Regions from separate parts of the Homo sapiens genome. Here region 2 is linked to region 1. The links are chromatin loops, found by intact Hi-C in ENCODE. Cell type or tissue: CD4-positive, alpha-beta T cell. All regions are shown on one strand. Each heading gives the region's core, and the rest is flanking DNA. Links, peaks and the distances in the headings are about the cores only.

Evidence for each region. A loop is a pair of places that touch in the nucleus more often than their neighbours do. Peaks named below come from ENCODE experiments on the same cell type or tissue, not always from the same donor. Only the 100,000 strongest peaks of a DNase experiment are listed, where the experiment ranks them.
Region 2: a loop joins it to region 1, with 16 times the contacts of the local background. A loop is called at or near these places in 3 of 110 quality-filtered maps.

The regions. Positions count from the first base shown.
Region 1 is chr15:72,791,955-72,801,910 of GRCh38, forward strand. ADPGK-AS1 (ADPGK antisense RNA 1) reads left to right here. Exons shown (of 3, transcript NR_040107.1): 3 at 6,050-6,245. Among named protein-coding and RNA genes, the nearest start is that of ADPGK, 13 kb to the left of the region's middle. RefSeq lists a silencer at 4,895-5,124. In CD4-positive, alpha-beta T cell, for the core only: a CTCF peak has its summit at 5,041 (motif pointing right); DNase peaks (open chromatin) are centred at 4,647 and 5,027; H3K4me3 peaks cover 1,188 bases; H3K27me3 peaks cover 414 bases.
Region 2 is chr15:73,695,432-73,705,387 of GRCh38, forward strand. It overlaps CD276 (CD276 molecule), which reads left to right. Exons shown (of 10, transcript NM_001024736.2): 2 at 4,155-4,287; 3 at 6,824-7,162; 4 at 7,341-7,655; 5 at 8,228-8,566; 6 at 8,745-9,041. The coding sequence starts at 4,209. Among named protein-coding and RNA genes, the nearest start is that of CD276, 16 kb to the left of the region's middle. RefSeq lists enhancers at 662-1,173, 1,174-1,686, 1,617-1,911, 1,687-2,197, 6,575-7,296 and a silencer at 4,974-5,023. In CD4-positive, alpha-beta T cell, for the core only: a CTCF peak has its summit at 5,005 (motif pointing left); DNase peaks (open chromatin) are centred at 1,810 and 5,000; H3K27me3 peaks cover 303 bases.

The DNA of each region.
Region 1 (9,956 bases), core at 895-8,894:
TTCCAAAGTGGTTGTACCGTTTTATATACCTACCAGCATTCTATTAGAGTTCTAGTTCTTCTGTTTGCTTGCCAAGACTTGGTACGGTAAGTCTTTTAAATTTAGCCATTCTAATAAATATGTAGGTATATCTTTGTCTTAATTTTTATTTTCCTAATGACTAATGATGTTGAGCATCTTTTCATATCTTCATTGGTCAAGTATCTGTTCATATCTTTTGCCCATTTTTATTAGATTGTTTTTTTCTTATTACTGAATTAAAAAAATACTCTGGATGCGAGTCCTTTATAAGACCTGTGATTTGCAAATATTTTCTTGTCTGTCTTTTCATTCCCTTACCTGTTATATTGGATTAGTGGCCACCCTACTGACCTCATTTAAACTTAGTTACCTTTTTAAAGACTGTACAGTCACATTTTGAGGTACTAGGGATTAGGACTTCAATATATGAATTTTGAAGGGAATACAGTTCAGCCCATAACACTCCCCAACAATTGCTCTGGACATGCTGGAATTTTTTTTTTCTGTTCTTTGTTCATTCTTGCTCATGGTGTGTTACAAGTATCATAATTCTCCTTTTCTCTGTGACCTTGTCTCTCAGTCTCCCATCAAGGAGTGATGTCTGTTTCTCCACTTCTTGAATCTGGGCTGGCCTTGCCAATAGCATATGGCAGAAGTGACATCGTTCCATTTCTGAGTCAAAGCCTGAGGAGGCCTTGCATGCTTCTACTCTCTCTTGCAACCCTGCACTGCCACATATCAACAAGACTTATCAACAAGCCTGGGATAGCCTGCTAGATGATGAAAGAAATATGGCCCGCTTGCTCCCATCACTCCAGCTGATAGCCAGGCAACCCTAAGAAGCAAAGTCACCTAGCTGATTAGTAGCTGACCACTGACACAAAAGTAAGATCATCTGAGACCAGAAGACAGCCCATCTGAGCTCAGCCCAAATTACTGACCCACAAAGTAATAATAAATAAATGGTTATTATTTTTATGTCACTGAATTTTGAAGTGGTTTATTATTGAACAAAAGCTACCTGATACCCATCTTTTTTTTTTTTTTTTTTGATATGGAGTCTCCCACTGTTGCCCAGGCTGGAGTGCAATGGCGTGATCTCGGCTGACTCCACCCTCCGCCTCCTGGGTTCACGCAATTCTTCTGTCTCAGCCTCCTGAGTAGCTGGGATTACAGGCGCCCACCACCACACTGGCTAATTTTTTGTATTTTCAGTAGAGACGGGGTTTCACTATGTTGGCCAGACTGGTCTTGAACTTCTGACCTCATGATCCGCCCACCTCAACCTCCTAAAGTGTTGGGATTACAGGCATGAGCCACCGCACCAGGCCTACCCTTCCTAAGAGTCTTTGCTCTGGCTCTTACTTTCATCTGGAATACTCTGTGACTTGATCTTTGCATGCCTGGCTGCTTTATGTCATTCATATCTCTGCTCAAATACAATTTCCTCAAAAAGGGCTACACTGACCAATCAATATAATAAGCCTGTAGGTCTCTACGGCTTCTCCCTATTTATTTGTTTATTTTTAGAGATGAGGTCTCACTCTGTTACCCAGGCTGGAGTGCAGTGGCATCATCATAGCTCACTGCAGCCTCAAACTCCAAACACTTGGGCTCAAGCAATCCTCCCTCCTCAGCCTTCTGAATAGCTGGGACTACAGGTGCATGCCACCTTGACTGGCTAATGTTTTTTTTTTAATTTTTTTTTAGAGAAGGGGGTCTCACTATGTTGCCCACACTAGTCTTGAACCCCTGGCCTCAAGCAATCTCCTACCTCAGCCTCCTGGGTAGCTGGGATTACAGGTGTGAGCCACAATGCCCAGCCATTTTTTTTTTTCTTACACAGAAAAGCTCCAATATTCACTTAGATACTGCAGAAGGAAAAGAGAGGCTGAAAGGGTTGGATCAAGGAAGTAGGAAAGGGAATTTCTGGGGCATTTCCTTCCCCCAATCCCAGAATAGCCACAGAAATCACAGTCACCAAGAGCTGCTGCTTCTGAATAACATGACAGTGATGGTAAATTTTCCAAAATGTTGATTGTAACAGAGTTTGCCACATGACCAAACTGGTGGATCATAGAGTGGACAGACATCAGGAGCTCTGGAAAAAAAATTGCTACTCAGTACCTACTCAAGTTGTAATGGGGAGAGAAATGGACTGATATGCCGGATTTTTGTTGCAGAGAGCTGGCAAACTTGCAGTAAGTAACTAGCTGCATTCAAACTGACTGACGCACATAGATGGAGCCCTGAAATCCATAGCTCCGTTGAAGAGGCAGCAGAATTTATCTACTCCGACCCAGGTTTGCGGAATTTATCAACTCCAACCCAGGTGCTAGGCTGCTTGTGGTAGGGAGTGAAGCCATCATGCTGATGGATTTGGTGGTGACAAAGCAGGCTGTCAGGAAGAAGTAGGTCCCCCAGATTCTCCCGGGCAAGGGGACAACACTGGAAACTACATGTGGTAGTTTCCAGTATGTTAGGCTTTTCCTTCTGAAACTTGGCAAAGTAGAATTTGCTGAAAAGTAAGCAGTACAGCTTGTTTTTAATTTCGTTTCTCAAGAAAACCCAGCTAAGTCTCATCATGACTGTTTACTCTTGTTTCTTTTGGGAAATTAACTTCTTAATATAACTTTGACTAAAGATATGTAGATTTGTGGTATGAAAAGAAAATCTATCTGTTGGATGATGTTCCCAGTGAAGTACTATCCATTTGTTATTTTAAAAGTTATTCTCTTTTGTTCTAAACAGTAAATAGTGCCAAAACTAAGAAAAACATGTATTATAGTTTCAACGTCAGGCTGACTTGCCTGCAGATCTGTTCGCAATAGACTGTAATGCCCCTTTAAAGAAAGATTTAGAAATAAATTATTAAAAGTATTAATTCATTTAAAAAAATGTAAGCATGAATGGGGACAAGCTGGGGAGAATGATTTGTCTGCTCTTTCTGGGAGGGTGGCGAGCAACATCCATGAGAAACCTGCAGGCCTTGCCACTGCTGCTGAGAGCCAGTGACCCCAAGGGCTGACCACTTGGGATGTTAGCTGCTTCTAGTCCAGGCACTGTGGTCTGGGCCTGTGGTATAAAGAAGGGCTATTGCCATAAAAGGAGATAGACACAACCAGCTTCAGTTCATCCTGCTTCCTGTCTCAGAATTTTTTTTTTTTTTTTTTGAGATGGAGTTTTGCTCTTGTTGCCCAGGCTGGAGTGCAATGAATAGCGTGATCTTGGCTCACTGCAACCTCTGCCTCCCAGGTTCAAGCGATTCTCCTGCCTCAGCCTCCCAAGTAGCTGGGATTACAGGCACCTGCCACCACGCCCAGCTAATTTTTGTATTTTTAGTAGAGACGGGGTTTCACCACATTGGCCAGGCTGGTCTCAAACTCCTGACCTCGTGATCTGCCCACCTTGGCCTCCCAACAGAATTTTTTTAAAAAAGAAATATGGTATGTCTTTGGAAACCCGAGATTCAAATCTTAGCACCCTATATCCCCACCACCACTACCATTAACAGTGCAGTTTGGAGCAAGTTGCTTAATCTTTTCCAGCCCAGTTTCCCATTTGTAAAATGGAAAGAATGACATCCATATAATGTAGTTGCTGGAGGATTCATTATTTTATTATTCAACAATTGTTTATTGAGTGCCAGACATTAGTCTAGTCACTAAGACAGACAAGGTCCATGTTCTCATGGAATTCATATTCTAACAGGGTAAGGTCACAACAAATAAATAATAAACAAATGAAAAATATCAGATATTGATAAGTTTTAGACAGAAAATAAAATAGGGAGCTGGGCATGGTGGCTCCTTTCTAATCCCAAAATGAGAGAATTGCTTAAGCTCAGGAGTTCGAGACCAAACTGGGCAACAGGGCAAAACCTCGTTTCTACAAAAATACAAAAATTAGCTGTCCCAGCTACTTAGAAGGCTGAGGTGGGAGGATCATTTGAGCGCGGGAGGTCAAGGCTGCAGTGAGCTTGATCACACCACTGCACTTGATCAGCGTGGGTGACAGAGTGAGACCTTGTCAAACAAAACAAAACAACAAAACAAACACAAAACAATACAGATTCACTGTATAATATTATTTAGAAAATGCAGAAAGGTACAAATACTTATTTTATAATAACTCTTAATCTTAATATTCAAGTTTTTGGTGTATATCTTTGCAGAGTTTTAAAAAAATGTGTGCACACACATGCGTCTTCACAGAAATGGAACTTTGTTATTGTATATGCTGCATTGTAACCTGCTTATTTGCTTAACAATAGAATGGCGTCTTTAATATATCCAAACTTTTTACCCAGAATGATTTTTCATGGCTGCGTAGAATACCATTTATTTAACCAAGCGGTAGAGAGTTAGACTATTCACAAGTTTTGCTATTATGAACAACTAGGGAGAAGCACTTACACAGCAAAATCTGCTGAGTTTCTGAATTGTCTCCTTAGTATAGACCACGCAAGTGAAACTATCAGATCCCAGGGCGCTCCCGTGCGGTTGTCAGATTTCCCTCCTGTAAAGTGGATGAGTAACCCCACCCCACATGCACTCCCGTCCACACAGCTCTTGAAAGGCCAAACCAGGCGACGCTGTGGCCCAGAGAGAACCAGAAGAGAGGGTGCGTGGGGTGCACGGCAAGCCATTGAGTCTGTGGCCACACCTAGGCGGAGAGAGACGAGCTCGGGTGAGGGTGGGCCGCGGGATCCACAGACTCCTCTTCGTGCGGTGGATGCATCAGGCTCCGTCTCTGAACCTCGGTTTCCCCATCTGCAGAATGGGGATGGGATCTCCTGGTGATGGGGATCTGTGGACGCGGCGCCCTCGGGGGTGCACAGAACTAAGGCCGGCCTGCAGCAGCGACCTCGGGGGCTGGTGGGGACGGAAGACCGGACCTCCTGGCCCGAAGGCTGGGCGCAGCCCCCGCCCGCCCGCCTCTTCCCGCCGGCGCCTCCCCGGGGTGGCAGTGTGGGGAGAGTGGCTTGGCGCCCGCAGGGGGCGCCGCGAGCCCACCGCGAGAGCGGCCGCGGCGCGGGGTGGGTGCCGAACGGGCTGCGCGCCGCGCTGCTCCCGACCCGCGGGTCAAGTCTGGCGCCTGGGAGGTCCTTGAATTCCGCGGGATTTGTTTTTCCGCAAAACCAAAAACGCCATCCACTTAACAGATCCGTGCTAGGAGGCCCTGGCTCAGTCCTTCCACCAAACACCTCGGCCCAGCCGCGGCTGTACGGCTCCCAGGCTCCCAGTGTTTCCTCCACGCTTTCAAACCTCAGCGCTGAGGTGACCGCCTCCGGGCAGCCTTCCCGGACTACCCCAGGACTTGGGGGCGTGGCTCCACAGCGGGCCTAGTTCCGCCCGTGTGCTGGCCTCTTCCACGACCGGCAGTCTTTGAGGATGGGGCTTGGCCTCCATCCCCTTGAACCCCTCAGCGTCGCACCCCAGAGCCACTCTGACCCCTGGCCAATGATTATAAGTGAGGGAGCCACCTCTTCTCCCTGCGTGGCACAGGCCAGGGTCCGCAGGAAGGGGCCTTGCTCATCCCCAATCTTAAGCTCCGCTGAGATGAAGGAACCAAGAGCAGGCTTGGCACTGGGAGGGCGGCTGTCCCAGTGGCGGGGAGGGGAGCTCTGGATCTGTGGGGGAGTTTGTGCAGCGTGTCAGCGGGGGGTGGGGTGGGGGGGGTGGGGGCCTGTGGATGCCCGCAGGTGTTTGTGTTTGTGCATGTGTAAGTCTCTGTGTGTATATATTTGTGGGAAAGCATCTTCTAAATTAAGAATATATTTGTGTAGGGTAAATGGTCAAGTCAAATAGAAAGTGACTTCAATACTTGTTACTTGATGGTATAAATACAATAGCCAAGGAATTCAGTCCAGAAGCTCACATTTGAGGGTTAGGGATTGGTGCTGTATTTGTTACAACAGGCGTCTAACCTTGGTCAAATCTCTTCCTCATAGTCTTCATTGTCTCTGGTTTGTTTGTTTGTTTTTCTGGTTTGTTAAATGATCCTTTTTTTTTTTTCCCCGAGACAGGGTCTCACTTTGTCTCCCAGGCTGGAGTGCAGTGGCGCAATCACCACTCACTGCAGCCTCACCTACCGGGCTCAAGTGATCATCCCACCTCAGCCTCTCCAGTAGCTGCGACCACAGGCACGTGCCACTAAATGATTATTTTTTCAAGGGAGAAATCATGCCTGTCATACAAATAAAAAATGAACAAGTGTAAAAGATTTTATTTAACTCATTAGTTAATGAAGTTAAAAACTGATTCAAAGGACAACACAAAGGCCAGATACACACACTGGCATCAGAAATAATGAAATAAGTTTGTTAATTGATACAAAACTGGCTTCATCCACAGTGTGTGTGTGTGTGTGTGTGTGTGTGTGTGTGTGTGTGTTTGGCGGGGGGTGGGGTGGGGGGTGGGGGATCACTTGCATCTCCACCTGACAAAACTTGTTTGCATTGCCATGGACAATAATAATTTGTATTATTTTCAGTTTTCTACAGTTTACAGATTCAAAGACAATGAAAAATGGAGACTACCATAGAATGACATAACCTGGAAGGGCACACCAGGCCTGCATTCCATAGGGTACATTTTCTCCCCATTTCAAAAGTCTTTCACAATTTTTCCTGGCCACTTATACAACAGGCTTGAGTTGCATAAAGGTTTTTCAAACTTTTTAGTGGCGGAACTCTCTTTCTAAGTGAAATGTAACAGCAAACCCTAATATCTATCTATATATCTAATAGATAGATACTTTATTTTTTAATTTTTAATTTTCTATTTTTTGAGATAGGATCTCACTCTGTCGCCCAGGTTGGAGTGCAGTGGCATGATCTCAGCTGACTGCAGCCTTGACCTCCCCAAACTCAGATGATCCTCCCACCTTAGCCTGCCAGGTAGCTGGGAGTACAGGTGCATGGCACCACACCCAGAAATAATTTTTGTATTTTTTGTGGAGATGGCGTTTCGCCATGTGGCCTAGGCTGGCCTAGAACTCCTGAGTTCAAGCTATCTGCCCACCTTGGCCTCCCAAAGTGCTGGAATTACAGGCGTAAGCCACTGCACTTGACCCGAATATATTTTTTTTAACATCTCAGAGGGTTAAAATAATGTATTATACAGTTAATATATGCTTACCGTAAAGATGTCAAATAGTACAGAAAGTTAAGTGAAACATTTGTTTCCCTTCCCTTGCCCTTTCTCCCTGTCCCCTTCTCATTCTCCAGAGCCACCTACTTTAACAGTTTCTTATGTACCCGATAGACACTCTATGGATATATACAAACATATACATATATTTTTTGAGACAGGGTCTGGCTCTGTCACCCAGGCTGGAGTGTAGTGGCCCAATCTCCGCTCATTGCAACCTCTACCTCCTGGGCTCAAGCTATCCTTCCACCTCAGCCTCCCGAGTAGTTGGGATTACAGGTACACACCACCGCACCTGGCTAATTTTTGGGGTTTCACCATGTTGCCTAGGCTGGTCTAGAACTCCTGGGCTCAAGTGATCCTCCCAAAGTGATGAGATTACAGGCGTGAGCTGCTGCACATAGCAAACACACACACACACATACACACACACAAAGACACACATACACACGCGCGCTCGCGCGCACACACACACACACACACACACACATATATATATATATATTTTTTTTTTTTTTTGAGATGGAGTCTTGCTCTGTCGCCCAGGCTGGAGTGCAATGGTGTGATCTCGGCTCACTGCAGTCTCCACTTCCCTGGTTCAAGCAATTCTCCTGCCTCAGCCTCCTGAGTAGCTGAGATTACAGGCACCCACCACCACGCCTGGCTAATTTTTTGTATTTTTAGTAGCGATGGGGTTTCACCATATTGGCCAGGCTGATCTCGAACTCCTGACCTCAAGTGATCCACCCACCTTGGTCTCCCAAAGTGCTGGGATTATAGGCATGAGCCACCACGCCCAGCTGCAAACATATATTTTTAAAAACACAAACAGGATAAAATACATTGTGGATATCTTCTGATGTCAGAACATAGAGGTCCACCTCAGCATTTTAAGTGATTAAGAGTGTTCCATGGTATGGCTGCCCCTTAACTTATTTGGCTAGGCTTCTATTAACAGACTTTTTTTAGTTGTTTCTAATTTTATGGTAATATAAACAAATGCTACAATGAACCTCCTTAATCAGTATTGTGTGTGTGTGTGTGTGTGTGTGTGTGTTTGTGTAAACTTTTTAGGAGTGGAATCATTAGGTTTAAGGGTAGCTGCATTTAACATTTTGATATATCTTGCTGAGCTCTCTTCCCTGGAATTGCAATCATTTACTTTTTCTGCTACATGCTGTATCTTTACACCCCCGCCTACGTTGTGTATTATCAAACTTCTAAATCTTAGCCAGTCTGATAGAGGGAAAATGACACCTCATAATTTCAGTGTACTTTTCTACAATTATCTCTAGCTGTTACAATATTCCCTTTGGTGGGAAATTGCTTCATTATTTTCTGTGACTTCCCTTTGCAGAAAAACTCACGCGGCATAGTTCGAAAACCCTTGATCTTGACAGATTCCCTGAGCTCTCATATTCCAGGAGGCAGATTCTCTGCAAGTGTGTGTTTGTCTCCGCTCTGTGTCAGTGTGTAGCTTGTGTGCCACCTCTGTGTGTGTGATGTGTGTCTGACTGCCGATGTTCATGTTAGTGAGTGTTTACCTTTCCCTTCCTTGAGGATCAGAGACCTACTCAGGAGAGCCCAGGTTACCAAGAAGTTTACTGTAGGATACAGAGATCTCTCCCAGTTGGGAAAAGAAGAGCAACTGGATTTTCTGTAACCAAGAACTGCATATGGGAAAGGGATAGAGGACAGAGGCTGCCTTCTCTCTGCGGACCCATAAACTTGCCCATGGGCCGAAGCCAGCCACCCTGGTCTGACTCTGCATGCCTTTCAGCTGAAGGAACAATTGCTGCCTGCAACAGTCATTCAGTTTCCCAAGGAATCAACCTCTCTGTGTGACTGGGGAAAAGGAAACAGACATCAAGAGGTCTGCTGGCAGGGGCTGATGCAAGGATTGTAAATCTCTGCTTCATCACATGTGCATTATTTGGGAAGTGGCTGGAAGTTCAATTCATGCATCTACTGGCAGTGCATCTAGGGGAAAGAGCGGGAACACAGGAAGAGGAACAGGCTGTTTCATCCTTAATTCTGCCACTTACTGGCTATGTGTCCAAGGGCAAGCTGCTTAATTTTTCTGTACCTCATTCCCTTATCTGTAAATCAAGGGAAACAACGCCCACATCATGAAGTCATTGTGATGAGTAAATTAAACAATACGTATCATGGATCTTAATAAGCGTCTCAGTCAACACAGAAGTTCCCTCTCTTAAGGGTGACGTTTTGATAATGACACCTTTTCAAAATGAGGATCTCAAAGAACATCCCCAAACATTAGAGGAGGAGGGAGTCTTTTTTCCTTTAGTGTGTCCATTCAGCAGCAGCCTTGTGCCTGTGTACCACCGTGAGAATGGCAAAGTCCAGTCCTGCCTGCCCTCCTGTGCCACTCACGGCCACACGTTTTTAATTTTCACCACACTCATGCAATCTCCTGCACACATCGTGATACTTCGTGCCTCCGTACCTTTGCTTGTGCAGCTCCTGCAGCCTGGAATGTTCTCTCCCACTCCACTGTACCTGGCAAATGCTCACTTATACCTCAAAACATATCAGGACAAAGGACATAGTATTTAGTCTAACACATCTGGCTGTTTGCCTGGAAGAGAACCAGAGTGAACCCCTATCTCTAGCCATATACAAAGATAAAATTCCAGAGGGATTAAGGGCTTAAAAATGTAAAAAATAAAATGTTAACTATCTGTCAAGACAAGCCACAATGCAACATTAGCGTGTACCTGCCAGAGTAGCTAAAATGCAAACGTCAGATGATAGAAAGTA
Region 2 (9,956 bases), core at 1,239-9,238, 900 kb after region 1:
ATGCCTCTGAGGTGCCTCCAATTCGCCCTGACCATATCATAAATAGTATACTATACCAAACTGCAGTGATCTAACTGCATGTCCCCCTTCCCTATTAGAATCTGCTCCTTGAGGACAGACGTGTACCTTAGTTATCTCTCTGCCCCTAGTACGTCCCTACCAGGAACTCCGTAAGTAGTGAAATGAATTACTAAAGACATGAATGCATGTGGATTCAAGGACTCCTTCGGTTGCAGACAATAGAAACTTAGTTCAAACTGGTTTAAGGGAAAAAAAATGATTGGCTCAAATATCTGGGCGGTCTAGGTCTGCAGCTTGCTTCAGGCATAGCTGGATCCAGGGACTTGTCTGACATTTTCAGAACTTTGTGTCTTTCTGACCCTTTTTGTCCCTTTGTGGGAAGTGTTGCCCAAGGAGCCCCTGCGGGGATTGGGAGGAAGTAGGGGGTTAGGAGGAAGTGGAGTGATGTGGGTGATTATGGTGGGGGGCAAGGAGACCCTCTTGGGCATCCCCAGGCCCAGGGCATTTTGGCCCTGAGCCCAGGTGCAGTCTGGATTTGTTGTAGCTTTCTGAGGGCACATCTTGGGTCATCTCTTGGGAGCCTCCCTGTGGCCCTGCTTCTGCAGGGTTGGATGCCCTTGCTGTACCTTAGGCTGAGGACAGCCTGACCCCTCTCTCCTGCTGCTCTGTGAAAGCCGAAGGTGCTCTGTGGTTTTGGGATAGAGCAGGAAGGAGAAGGACGAGGAGTGGGCACTGGCAGGTGACTCACCGGGACGGGTGGCACATGCTGACTCCAGGGCAGGTCCCGGCTGGGGATGAGATTCCCCTTTGTGGAAAACATGGGTGGAGGGGGTGGTACGCAGGCAGCATGAGGCCTGCGTGGCTCCACGTGGCTCTGGGTCCCGGGCCGACCAGCTCTGTGTTCACAGGACACTCTCCCATTCTCCAGGGAGCACTTCCTTTCTGAGCTCTGTCTCTTTCTCCTGTCCTCAGCTCCTCCAGGCCCAGCTGTCAGCGTAGGGGTCTCTGGGTGCCGTGGACTCTTCTGGTCTCTTTGCTTCTGGGCTGTCAAACTGCTTCTCTCCAGGGCAGGTTTCCAGGATCCAGAGTCTAGGAAAGGAATGAAAGGGAGCAAGTCCAGGGCGCAGCCCTGGAAGTCCCTCATCTTCCCTCTGGAGGGAAGCGCAGCTCGGCCCTGGGAGAGCCTGGGTAGGTCTGATCAGGGGAGGTGCCCTCTGCTCCCTGTACCTGCCCAGAGTGGCAGGAATTAGCCTGATATATGAAGGAGACAATTATATGAAGAGTCTTGAGTACCAGGCAGAGGAATGGGGTCTGACTTCTATAGTGAATGGGGAGCCATGGGAAGTTCTTGAGCAGGGGAGGGACATGAGCAGATTCCTGTCTTAGGTCCTAAGAGAAGGCACCTTAGAGAATGGGGCTGGCAGGGAAAGAGAGGAGCAAGCAGGGCCAGTGAGGGGGGTGATGGGTCAGGGTGGGAGATGGAAGCTTGAGAAGCAGTGTGGAGAGTGAGGGAGGCGGCCCAGGAAGAACCCACAGGCCTTGGTTCTGTCTGGGGTTAAAGAGAGGCAGGGAGATGTGGAATCTGGGCGTTCGTTCATCCTTAGCCCTGGTGCTTCCCGCAGGGGTTGGGCAGGTCCTGCAGGCAGCTGCCTGCTGGATCTTCCTGTGGGCCTCAGGGTGGCCCTTGTGGGGCAGGATGTGGTGCCTGCCAAAGGTGCTTTATGAATGGAGCCGGGGAAGGCTGCTGACTCAGCAGGCAGTAAGGCTTTGAGGCCGGAAGCGTCTGGAAAGGAAGTGGCTGCTCAGGGCTTCCCCACTGTAGACAGCTGGGAGAGAAGGGGGGCTGGCCAGGATGCACATGGTTTGGCTGAGGGACTCCCTTGGCCCAGCTGCTGGGGGTGTGTGTGTGTAGGAGTGGAGGGTGGCGGGGGGCGGGTGTGCCTGGCTGGGATTGGAAGGATTGAGGCTGGGCGCCTGGAATGGAATTGAGGCTAGCAGCTGTTGATGAGGTTTGCTCCGTGGAAGGGTGGAAAGGTGTAGCAGAATTGGACTCTTTTTGGCTGTGCTGACTGGCAAATTACTTGACATTAACAAAGTCACTTATCTGGGCTTTAATTTTTTTTTTTTTTTTTTTGAGACAGAGTCTTGCAGTATCGCCCAGACTGGAGTACAGTGGCGCGATTTCCACTCACTACAACCTCCGCCTCCTGGGTTCAAGCAATTCTCCTGCCTCAGCCTCCTGAGTAGCTGGTATTACAGGCCTGAGCCACCACGCCCAGCTAATGTTTATATTTTTAGTAGACACAGGGTTTCACCATGTTGGTCAGGCTGGTCTCAAACTCCTGACCTCGTGATCCACCCACCTCGGCCTCCCAAAGTGCTGGGATTACAGGCATGAGCCACCACACCCAGCCATGGGCTTTAATTTTTTAAAGTCCTGCAAAAATAGGACCAAGTGTTACAGCCTATCTCCCAGGGTATTAGGAGGACGTGAAATCATTTCTATTCTTGTTGATCAGTGTTGGTTGGCATAGATGTGGCTTGATCAGGACATGGCACAAATGTTTAGGCAGCAGCTGTGGGACTCAGGGACAAGGTGTGTGCAGCCTGGAGGGTGGCTGGGATTGGGAGCAGGGCTGGATTTAGGGATGTCTGCCCTTCTCATCCCCAGCTCAGGCCTGACCTGCAGCCACAGACTTGCCTCTTACTCAGTCCTGACTCCAGCCTTGAGGTCATCCCCAAGTCCTTGCCTCTTCCACTTCTGATCTGTCTTGGTCACTCAATACAGATGTGTTAAGCTAGCAAATGTTCTCTCTCTGCATTCCCACACTCATACACCTAGTCGCCTCCTAAAACTCTGTCCTAGAAGCTTCTTTGCAAATACTGCTGATTTCACACAAGCTATACTGAACCCTTCCATTTTCTCTGCCTCAGTGAATGCTCCACCCTGTCACTGAGGCTCAAAACCACGGCCAACCTGACTGCTCTTTCTCTCTACCCAAGTCCTCAGATACTGTCACTTTTACCCAGACATGCTTTGTCTCCTGTCTGGCCCTTCATTTATTCCACCACTATACCTTCCTACAGGGATGGCTATATTAGCCTCTTTTTTTATTTTTATTTTTTGAGATCGAGTCTGGCTCTGTCACCCAGTCTGGAGTGCAGTGGTGCAATCTTGGCTTACTGCAACCTCTGCCTCCTGGGTTCTAGCAATTCTCCTGCCTCACCCTCCCAAGTAGCTGGGATTACAGGTGCCCACCACCATGCCCAGCTAATTATTTGTATTTTTAGTAGAGATGGGGTTTCACCATGTTGTTCAAACCGGTCACAAACTCCTGACTTCAAGTGATTCGCCTGCCTCAGCCTCCCAAAGTGCTGGGATTACAGGCATGAGCCACTGCACTCAGCCTGAAATAGCCTCTTAACTGGCCTCTCCCTTGCCCTGATACAATCCAGTCTATGCTGAGGAGCTAGAGTGGGTTTTAAACATTGTTACCTAGATTATGTGTGATTAAAATGCTCCCCAGTGATTCCCATTACTCATAGAAAAACCCAAATTCCTCACTGGTCTCTCAAAGCCCTGCTTGATCTGGCTGAAACATACCCTCCCATCAGATAGCGGGTGGAGGTGCTGTCAGATTAATCTTCATGAAGCTCAGCTCTGACCGTGTATTTCCCTTATTCAGGAAGCTTCAGTGGCTCTCAACTGCCTTTAGGATACATTTCACACCTGTCAGCCCATCTCTAAGTCTGGCCCCCACAGGAGCTCCTGCTCTGCCCTACCAGCTACTGTCTGCCAAATTGATCTGCACACATCCTAGCCCCAGAGCAAGCCAACCTTGCCTTCACTTGCCGCCTTGCCTCCTCTTCCTTATATTTGGATACTAACATCTTAGCTGAAAGGGTGGATCCCAGCTGCCCCCTACCCCATCTTCCCTGTCAGGCCTCCCCAGGGACTCCCTGCCAAGCATCTGTCACCAAGATTCCTCAGCAGGGGGCCCGGTGGGATATGGGAATGAGGACCTCCCAGTGGGCAGTTGCAGCCTTCCCCACTCTGGTCCAGGAGAGATGAGGCAAGAGATGGTCTGGGGAGAACCTTTGGAGACAAAGGCCTTGCGTCCTCTTTCTCCCAGGCAGGGGCAGCCTTCCACCACGGGGAGCCCAGCTGTCAGCCGCCTCACAGGAAGATGCTGCGTCGGCGGGGCAGCCCTGGCATGGGTGTGCATGTGGGTGCAGCCCTGGGAGCACTGTGGTTCTGCCTCACAGGTGAGGGTAGCAGCATGGGGACGGGAGGGGAGGGACAGTGATTGTGGCAGTTGGGGAGGGGGTGCCCACGCCTGTTAGGGGTCCTGCCAAGCCAGCTCTGGCTAGCAGGGCCATACCTTACTTCCACCTGTGGGATCCAGTAGGCAACTCACGTTACTGTTCTTAGCCTCCATTTCCTTGTCTGTAAAATGGGAACATGAGTGCTAAATGAGATCGTGCTATTTCTTGAATACACTGTGTGCGCCCCCTCCCAGGACCTTTCCACTTGCTCTTTCCTCTGCCTGGAACTTTCTGCCCCTAAACGTCTGCATGACTGGATCCCATATTTTGTGGAGGTCTTTGCTCAATGTCACCTCCTCTCAAGGCTCTCCTAGCTCCCTTGTATAAAATAGCACACCTCCGCTCCTCCCTCCCTATCCCTGGCCTCCCTGCGTTATTCTGCCTAGATTCGCCCCCACCTGGCGTTTGCTTGCTTCCTCCCTGTTCAAAGAGCAGGGTCCATCTCAGGGCCAGAGCGGCTGTTGCATAGTAGGTGCCCAATAACTGTGTAGAATAAACGATGTGACTCTCCCCACACGGTGCTTGGCACACAGGAAGCACTCAATAATAATAGCTACTTTAATAACAATATCCTCATCACATTTCAAATTCTCATCAGCATCTCTGCTCTGAGACGGCTTCCTCCGTGGGGAAGACAAAGCTGAGGGTCTGGCGCCATCTTGTGGCCATAAAGAAGTGCCTGTCTCTACCCACGGCTGCTCTGATTTCTCTAGAGCAAGAAAGGGTTTTGTCTGGGTGACTTACCAGGTTTCATTCCCCCAAATGTCCCCTCCAAGGGGCACCCTGGTTCGACTGACAGGGCATGAGAACTGGCCTGGGGCACCAGGGGTTTCAGCAAGAGATCCAAGGCTAGCTTAAGAACTTTAGAGATCTCTAGGTACTGCAAAGATTATGATACTGAGTATGATTCACAATAAAAATAATAACCATAAAGTCAATGTTATTTTTCTAAATGCAGGAAACCTTTAATGAGTGCTGTATTCAATTAGCATTGTTTCAAGGTTGATCTTCCCACATTTTGAGTGTGCCTGCTTTGCTAGTGCTCGAAGCACACAATCTAACCATTACCGGAGAATGGTAGTGCCAGGGTGGGGGGGTTCGCTTCCCCTCCTCCCCTCCTCCTCCTCCTCTTTTTTTTTTTTTGAGATGGGGTCTTGCTCTGTTGCCAAGGATGGAGTGCAGTGGCGCGATCTCGGCTCACTGCAACCTCCACCTCCCAGGTTCAAGCAATTCTCCTGCCTCAGCCTCCTGAGTAGCTGGGATTACAGGTGTGTTCCACCACCCCTGGCTATTTTTTAGTAGAGGTGGGGTTTCACCATATCTGCTAGGCTGGTCTCGAACGCCTGACCTCAGGTGATCCACCTGCCTCGGCCTCCCATGCCGGGCCTTTTCCCCTCACTTCTGACTCATCAGCAAGTCCTGTTGATTCCCTCCTAAATAAACCTTGAATCTGATCCCTCTCTTCTTCTCTACTACCACCCTTTGAAGCCACACCACCCTCACCTCTTACAGGGACAGCTGAAACCGCCCCTAACTGGCCTCCCCCTTGCCCTGCCACAGTCCAGTCTCCACAGAGGAGCTAGAGTGAGTTTTAAGCATTGCTACTCAGATTATGCGTGATTAAAACACTCCCCAGTGATTCCCATTACTCATAGAAAAAGTTAGATTCCTCACTGGTCTCTTCAAGTCATCTTTGGTCTGGGTGGGACATGCCCTCCCATCAGATGTGTCTGCCACACTGGACGCTCCCCGATATTTTCACACAGCAAGGCCAGTCTTGCCTCAGGGCCTTCCACCTGCTGTTTCCTCTACGGGGTTCTCTGTATGTCAGCTCTTTTTCATTCCCTATAAATTTCAGCTTAATTGCTTTAAAGAGCATGTGCCTCACCACCATATTTAAAGGTACGGGTATTCTTTCTTGTATAAAAACAAATCGTGTTTCGTTAGGAAAAGAAAAAAAAAGAAAAAAAGAAAAAGCACTTGTGATTCTCTCTCCTCCAGAGAAACCACTATTGACATTTTTGGTGGATACTTTTTTGGACTCCCCAATTTATAACATTACTTACGCTCATGGGGAAATGCACATGGTGCAGGCAGGTGTAAAGTACCTGCCAGATTTTTGAAAAGCTGTTGCTTTACTTACTAACCTGCTGGCTCCTTTTCCTCACATACCTTAGTCACATGCTGACGAGAATCTGTGTGCCCATTTGTCTCTCTCTCCCATTAAAATGTAAGTTCTGTGGGGATGTGACCGTAGTATTGCTCTCTGTTGCATTTCTGACTTTTATGCTTGGCACCTGTAGGTGCTGACTATATTCTTGACTGAATGAGGTCCTAAGACAATAAATTACTTTGGGTCTCAGGCCTAAAAGGAGGGGTGGACAGGGCCTGGGGTTAGCAGGGGCAGGGAGCGGGACTAGGGAGGCCCACCCCTCCTCAGTCCCCCTTATATGTTCTCCACTCCCCCTACCCCCAGGAGCCCTGGAGGTCCAGGTCCCTGAAGACCCAGTGGTGGCACTGGTGGGCACCGATGCCACCCTGTGCTGCTCCTTCTCCCCTGAGCCTGGCTTCAGCCTGGCACAGCTCAACCTCATCTGGCAGCTGACAGATACCAAACAGCTGGTGCACAGCTTTGCTGAGGGCCAGGACCAGGGCAGCGCCTATGCCAACCGCACGGCCCTCTTCCCGGACCTGCTGGCACAGGGCAACGCATCCCTGAGGCTGCAGCGCGTGCGTGTGGCGGACGAGGGCAGCTTCACCTGCTTCGTGAGCATCCGGGATTTCGGCAGCGCTGCCGTCAGCCTGCAGGTGGCCGGTGAGCACCAGGAGGGGGACGCCTTCCCCTTAGTTCACCCTCCATTCCCCCTGCAGCCCACCCCCTGCTGCACCACTGCTCCCAGAACCCCAGTGCTGATTCCTGTACTCAGCCCCATGCATCCTTTTCGTCCTCTGCCATTGCCCTGCCCTTGACCCCTGCCCTCTGTCACCTCCAGCTCCCTACTCGAAGCCCAGCATGACCCTGGAGCCCAACAAGGACCTGCGGCCAGGGGACACGGTGACCATCACGTGCTCCAGCTACCAGGGCTACCCTGAGGCTGAGGTGTTCTGGCAGGATGGGCAGGGTGTGCCCCTGACTGGCAACGTGACCACGTCGCAGATGGCCAACGAGCAGGGCTTGTTTGATGTGCACAGCATCCTGCGGGTGGTGCTGGGTGCAAATGGCACCTACAGCTGCCTGGTGCGCAACCCCGTGCTGCAGCAGGATGCGCACAGCTCTGTCACCATCACACCCCAGAGAAGCCCCACAGGTTGCTTTGCTTAAATGTCCCCTTGGGGGAGGGGGGTTCTGCTTCTGTCGGCAGGGGTTGGGAGCTCCGAATCTGGCCCCACCTTCAATCTCCCAGAACAGCAAGTTGCCTCCTAATGATAGGGAGAAAGATAACGGGGAGGTGGGGATGTTCACTGGAGGGGTTGGGGGCGGAGAAATCACAGGCCTTCTTAAGGCTCTCCTGACTTCAAGGCTCTGGAAGCCTCTGGGAAGAATGGAGCCACATCTGGGTCAGCAGAGGGGTGGGCGAAGGAAAGGAGTCCTGATGGCAGGATTCACCAGGGCTGGAGCTGGTGAGAGTCACCTGCCCCAGGCCTGGCCCTGGGATTGGTCTGGTCAGGCCAAGACCCACCTGCTGTGATTGTTCTCAGAAGATTGGGGAGACTCCATATCTGAGAGTCCTCAGACTTAATCTGCTTTTGCATCTAAGAAGAAAATAGGAAGATGGAACAGGGTCTGGGAATTGATGGGGGAAGAGTTTGGGGGACTCGGGTGGTAGCCTAGAGAGTCCCATTTCTCCTCACCACCCTGCCCCTCTGACCCCGCCCCCAGGAGCCGTGGAGGTCCAGGTCCCTGAGGACCCGGTGGTGGCCCTAGTGGGCACCGATGCCACCCTGCGCTGCTCCTTCTCCCCCGAGCCTGGCTTCAGCCTGGCACAGCTCAACCTCATCTGGCAGCTGACAGACACCAAACAGCTGGTGCACAGTTTCACCGAAGGCCGGGACCAGGGCAGCGCCTATGCCAACCGCACGGCCCTCTTCCCGGACCTGCTGGCACAAGGCAATGCATCCCTGAGGCTGCAGCGCGTGCGTGTGGCGGACGAGGGCAGCTTCACCTGCTTCGTGAGCATCCGGGATTTCGGCAGCGCTGCCGTCAGCCTGCAGGTGGCCGGTGAGCACCAGGAGGGCGACGCCTTCCCCTTGGTTCACCCTCCATTCCCTCTGCAGCCCACCCTCTGCTGCACCACTGCTCCCAGAACCCCAGTGCTGATTCCTGTACTCAGCCCCATGCATCCTTTTCCTCCCCTGCCATTGCCCTGCCCTTGACCCCTGCCCTCTGTCACCTCCAGCTCCCTACTCGAAGCCCAGCATGACCCTGGAGCCCAACAAGGACCTGCGGCCAGGGGACACGGTGACCATCACGTGCTCCAGCTACCGGGGCTACCCTGAGGCTGAGGTGTTCTGGCAGGATGGGCAGGGTGTGCCCCTGACTGGCAACGTGACCACGTCGCAGATGGCCAACGAGCAGGGCTTGTTTGATGTGCACAGCGTCCTGCGGGTGGTGCTGGGTGCGAATGGCACCTACAGCTGCCTGGTGCGCAACCCCGTGCTGCAGCAGGATGCGCACGGCTCTGTCACCATCACAGGTAAGGGCAGATGAACAGCTGGGGAAGGACGGAGCGAGTAACTCCCTCTTTACTGGACCCTAACGTGGAATTTCCATAGGTTTGGGTGGCCAGAAGACTTTCAAAATCCCTTTCATAGACTTCAGGTGCTCACACTCTTCCCCACAAGTCCTTAAGGGACTCGAGCTGATAAGAACCATTTATAATGTTTGCCTTCCTAAGAGTGCTTTTCGTGGCACTTATGCTTCTTATGCAGAGGACAAGGTACCTGCCCGAAATTTGGAGGCATGGGCAGGAATTCTGGGGCAGCCACAAGGTGTGGCCCAGGGGACTTGGTGTGGGTGTGCTTTCCAGCAGGAACTCCTCTGAGTGGTAGGAAGGTATTCTGGGTCAGTGGGCGCCATCTGATTCTGAAGCCTGAGTGACAGCTGGCCCTCCCTAGTTAGTCCCCAACACCTGAGTCAACGTCAGCTCTTCTTCCTGCAGACTTGCGCTCCACCCAGGCAGCCGTTGGATGGGCAGGGGCTGTCTCTGCTGCCCCCGTGTGGTCAAACACCAGATAGAGGCCACCCCTTTAGTGATTGTTAGTCTCTGGTTTCCAGGTTCTAGCCTCGTGGGCACCTCTTGTGCCTGAGGGTGTGAAGAGGGTTGAGGTCAAGAGCCGCAGTCTCCATCTGTGTTTGGCCCTGAGAGGCCTCTGGTCAGTCACTTCCTGGGCCGACGTGCTCAGTCTGGCTCTTCAGTATCTCTCCCTGGCCAACTGAGCTTTCCCAGGGACCTCGCCCTGGTGCACAGTGAGGTCAGGACAGCAGGTTTTGTCTGTCTGGTTCTCCTCTTGTCTTCTGATGACTTCCATCTGCCCCTCAGCCCATCCAAGTTCTGATCTCACCCCAAGTTTCCAGGTCTGCATGCACCTCAGGACTCACTTATTCCTGT